2 separate regions of the Homo sapiens genome follow, and region 1 is linked to region 2. Evidence: chromatin loops called from intact Hi-C (ENCODE). Cell type or tissue: HCT116. All regions are shown on one strand. Region 1 overlaps LINC01081 (long intergenic non-protein coding RNA 1081). Region 2 has its middle 120 kb from the start of LINC01082.

Region 1 (2,500 bases), 180 kb after region 2:
CTCCCTGAGTTTTGAGATGTTTAAAAATTCCTTTATCTTACTTCTTGAATGCAGCATTCAATACATTGCAATAGGTAAAATGTTACCGCCGTCGATCGTGAATTCCATTGCACAATATAAAAGCCCTCATTTGCTTTCCTTTTGGATTGGATTTCGAAATGGGTCAAATGTTTACAGAAATGGCCCAAACTGTACAAATAAACTGTAGCTCTAGTGAGGGAGGCAGTTTACATTACTCTCAGTCAGATGAATATGGAAGCTGCAGCCTGTCCTTTGAAAACCACTTCAAGCACTGTGCGTGTGAGTTCTGTGCCCCGTCTGGGATCCCTCAATTCCATCAAAAAGCTTCGGGAAAGGCATGGCGATCCTATAAATCCACACATCCATCCACACCCAGCTGGGTGGCTCTTGTCCTCCACTAGGTCAAACAAACAGGGGTTTTCACCCAGGCATCCTGCAATGCCCACATGGCGTGGACCTTCCCCAAGCTCCCTTCCCTTGAGGTCACCTGCACTGCTCACTCGGAGCTGCCATTGTTCACCCGAAGCACCTGGAGAGCAGGAACTGGGCCTTGCTCTCTCATATTTGGCACATGTGGCCTGGAGCCTTTGCACATAGTTGATCTTCACTTGTTTGCTAATCCAATCCCCTATTTTACAGACGGGGAAACAGAGGCACTGAAAGTCCTGCGTGCCTTGTGTAAGTAGATGTGGGCCCTATCACCTGAGTTTCAGAACAATGCCTGTGCTGGTTATAAAGCTCTTGTCTCTCAGCTCCAGAACCATCTGCAGTGGGAATTAGAATGGGCCCCAATTCAGTATTGGGGAATACTGGAGTCCTTAAAAGAAGAAGAGATGCACAGGGAGGGGACAGGCCACAAGAGGATGGAGACAGAGATTGGAGCACTGCAGCCGCAAGACAAGGACAGCCTGGAGCCACCAGGAGCTGGAAGAGGCAGGAAGGATTCTCCCCTAGAGCACTCAGAGGGAGCTGACACATTGACTTTGGACTTCTGGCCTCTAGAATGTGGGGGAATACGTTTCTGTTGCTGTGAGTCACCCAGGTCATGGTATTTTGTTACGGCAGTCCCCGGGCCCTCATACACTGTCCTTCTGTTCTTTGCATAGTGATGCTCCAGTGGGGCTGGGCAACCCCACTTCACCATTGCCAGCTGCTCCCTGTTTGGTTACACAAATAGGGGGCGCTAGAGGGCAACGCAGGAGAAGGCAGGAGAGCCGAGCTCCTTCCCCTCCCATCAGCATCCCAGCATCAATGGGTTTCACCTTGTCAGAAGCAGCTGGTTCCACTTTCCAGAATCTCTTCCCCCATCCATGCTGCACCCCTCCACCCCCACCCTTCAGAGACGCCAGCCTCAGCTGCTTAGCTTTGTTTCCTCGAGGGTCTGGGTCTTACCTCCATAGGACCCCTCCTCCAAGCTCCCAAATTCTCCTAACCTCAACCTCTTCCCTTTGTCGTCCTAGCCCTGGAGGTGTTAGCTGAGTCCATCTGTAATTCTTGCCTCTGCAGTATCTTAAAGTTCCCTTTTGCCTCTTTTCAGTGTTCCAATAACTAGATTTTAAAACATATTTATATTAAATTCTCTGTGTTAAAATAACTGATATGTTTAATGAGTATCGAGCTTCAGTTTGGGAAGATGAAAAAGCTATAGCGATGAATAATGGTGATGGGTGCACAATAATGTGAATGTACTTAATGCCACCAAATTGTAGTTAAAAATGGTGAAAATAGTAAATTTTTTTTTTTTTTCTTTTTTTTTTTTTTTGAGATGGAGTCTCACTCTGTCGCCCAGGCTGGAGTGCAATGGAGCAATCTCTGGTCATGTCAACCTCCGCCTCCCGGGTTCAAGCGATTCTCCTGCCTCAGCCTCCCAAGTAGCTGGGATTACAGGCATGTGCCACCACGCCTGGCTAATTTTTTTATCTTTAGTCGAGACTGGGTTTCACCACATTGGCCAGACTGGTCTCAAACTCCTGACCTCAGGTGATCTGCCCATCTTGGCCTCCCAAGGAGCTTGGATTACAGGCATGAGCCACCACGCCCAGCCAGAAAATAGCAAATTTTATGTGATGACGACTTTTACCCCTCAGCCCCGTCCCCCAACACAAGGCTGGTGTTGTTTCTATTTTCCTGACTGATGTACATTATTTAAATAGTGAGGATGAAATAAACACTCCTTATGATGATAATGACAGCTATCACTTTGAACCTTTCCCATGTGCTAACCTGTACTAAGTATTTAATCATCATAATATTTTACTAACTATTCTATGGTGTCTATTTTAGTGATGGAGAAGCTGAGCCTCAAAGTGGTTATGTTGCTTGGTATTAAAGATAGCAAAGGGTAGAAATCAAATTTATTGGACTGATTTTTAACAAAATTTATTTTTTATTTTTAGACAGGGTCTAGCTCTGTCGAGTGCAGTCGCACGATCATGATTCACTGCAGTCTCAACCTCCTGAGCTCAAAAGATCCTTCCAC
Region 2 (2,500 bases):
GGACACACATTTGGAGGGACACCATTCAACCCAGCACAAAGGGCTGCTCGGCTGGTCAGGGCTCCCCAGTCAGACCTGCTGTCGCCACTGCTATGATTAAAGCTGGGGAAGCTGGACTTCACTAGATGATCTCCCAGGTCCTCCTGGTTCCCGGAAGCTCTGGGATTCCTGTTTGTATTCTTGCCCCACCCTAGCCTCCCACTGTGGTCCCATCCTCAAGGAGTCCCTCAATTCACAAAAGCCAGAGCATCACCCGGAGATGGAGTGATTCTCTCCAATATTTACTGGGACCTAACTCTGATTTAAATGTCCACGGGGGCTGTTGAGATGGCCCCTGACCATCTCTCTCCCCGCTTCCCCTCTGTCCCTCTGTCCCAGACATGTTGGCCCTCTCTTACACTCCTTTCAACCAGTCAAAAACACCCCATCCTCCAAGCGTTTGCACCGGCTGTTTCCTCTGCCAGGAGCACTCTTCCCCCAGACCGCCAGGTGACTCCCGCTCTCCCTGCATTCAGATCTTGGCTCAGAGTTGCCTGCCTGCCCCCCTGCCCCCACCACACAGCATCAGCCATCACCCCGACCACTCCGTACCTGCCTCAGAGATTTATTTTTCGCAGCATTTACAACCACCTGGCTTTTTTGTTAATTGCTTTGTTAATTTGCTGATCGTCTGTGGCCCCAACTAGAACAGGCAGCCTCCACGGGGCGGGGTTTACTCCGTCCAGGCCACAGCTGCATACCCCGTGCCTAGAACAGGGCTCAGCAGACAGCAGTGGCCCAATAAAGGCGCGATTATAGTTTAAAAGCAGTTCTGGGTTCTGGGTAGCTGTTAGTTTTTCAGAAAATACAAATCCAGCTGCTATAAAAAGCACAAATCCTATCACGCTGGATCTGAACTGGATCTGAAATAATATTGGGGATCGCCAAGGGGCTCAGATATTTCTTTAAGTCGCCCGTGAGCAAGAACCATCAACTTGGCCACATCCTCGTTTGTCCAGCAGAGGGCAGCTGATTCCCAGCCGCTTGGAATTGCTCTGCCCAGAAGGGCTCACTTTTTTTTTCCTCTTTGAAATTCTGAAATTGATGGGAGATTCAAAAAAAAAAAAAAAAAAAAAAAATCCCACAGTCCGTGTGAGTGGGGGAAAAAATCACTTGATTTGATGCACAGGCAATTGGGCAATTGTTTCCTTCTAGGTTTCAAAAAACCTTCTCTCTTTCCAGAATTTTGAAGGACTTGCGGGGGGCGTGGGTTAGATTTTTGATGAGCTCAGGAATGGACCTCGGTTTCTACAGGTGTTTGAAGGTCTGATGGATCAGGTGCAGCCCAGCAATGCCTGCAGGTGTCATGGTCACGGAATCTGTGGGAGCAGACCTGCCCTGGAGACACCTGCAGTGAGCCTGGGAGTCACCCCGCTTGCGGAGGGCGGGGAAGGGGGGCACGCAGGAAGCCTGTGCTGTGGGTCTGGTCTGGTCCTAATTAGCTGTGAGACCTTGGGCAAATCACTTAACCTCTCTGGTCCGTTTACTCTTCCGTTAAATGGGATGCCATATTAACTCCTCTTGAAGTTCCTTTTAGCACAAAAGTCCAGAGTCAAAGGAGAGGGGAAGGCTCCTAGCCTGGGTGCCTCGGGCAGTACAAGCCTCTGAAAGCTTAATTATGTCGGATATCGTGGACCTAGGCGGATCTGCAGTTCACCTTTATCTCTGGGTGTGGAGCGGAACTGAGGCTGATTCTTGGCGCTACCACTAACTGGACATGTGATCTGAGGTCAGTTTGTGTCTCTGAGCCTCAGTTTACCCAGCTACAGGCTGAGGACATAGTCCACCTTTGCAGAGGTGTGAGTTTTCAATGTGATAACAGACAAGGGTGGACTCTCTCCTCTCACTCGAGAGCCCCCCTCCCACCCTGGCTGCCCCTGCTTGCCCAGGACTGTCCAGGGTTCCCTGACATGCGGCCCCACAGGTCTGGGTGTGGTCCTAGGGGCTGATGTCTCTCCTCTTCCCCACTTATCAGAATGCCCCCAGCCTGGCCTCTTCCACCTGAGTCCTGTTCTCTGCCTTAATCCAGTGAGTTCATTTCTCCTCTGACAGCCCCTTGAAAAGGTCAGTGGGGTTCCAGGGAGAGAGTTTGGGGAATTATCTCGGCGTCCACCCTGTGTCTGTAGGTCCCTCCTGGGGTACAGTGGATCTGCTAGTGCTTATGTGAGTGAGTGAGTGTGTATGAGTGTATGAGTGTGCAAGTGTGTGTAGGTGTGTATAAGTGTGTGCAAGGATGAGTGTGTATAAGTGTGCAAGCATGTGCGAGTGTGTGTATATGAGTATGCAAGTGTGAGCGAGTGTGTGTGCGAGTGAGTCTGCGAGTGTGTGAGTGAGTGTGAGTGGGATGAGGGGCAGACAGTGGAGAAAAACACAAATCTTTTCTTTTACTGGAGTGAAATTAACATAACATACAATTAACCATTTAAAGCGTGCAACCCAGTCAACACTCTTTTATCAAAGA

Evidence for each region. Peaks named below come from ENCODE experiments on the same cell type or tissue, not always from the same donor. Only the 100,000 strongest peaks of a DNase experiment are listed, where the experiment ranks them.
Region 1: it touches region 2 in a loop (6-fold over the local background); 2 of 110 quality-filtered maps call a loop at or near these places.

The regions. Positions count from the first base shown.
Region 1 is chr16:86,251,656-86,254,155 of GRCh38, forward strand. The region is part of intron 3 of LINC01081 (long intergenic non-protein coding RNA 1081); the gene reads right to left. Among named protein-coding and RNA genes, the nearest start is that of LINC01081, 33 kb to the right of the region's middle. In HCT116, CTCF peaks have their summits at 1,177 (motif pointing right) and 1,377; a DNase peak (open chromatin) is centred at 1,226; H3K27me3 peaks cover 535 bases.
Region 2 is chr16:86,072,011-86,074,510 of GRCh38, forward strand. No RefSeq gene overlaps it. Among named protein-coding and RNA genes, the nearest start is that of LINC01082, 120 kb to the right of the region's middle. RefSeq lists an enhancer at 2,366-2,500. In HCT116, a CTCF peak has its summit at 995 (motif pointing right); a DNase peak (open chromatin) is centred at 991.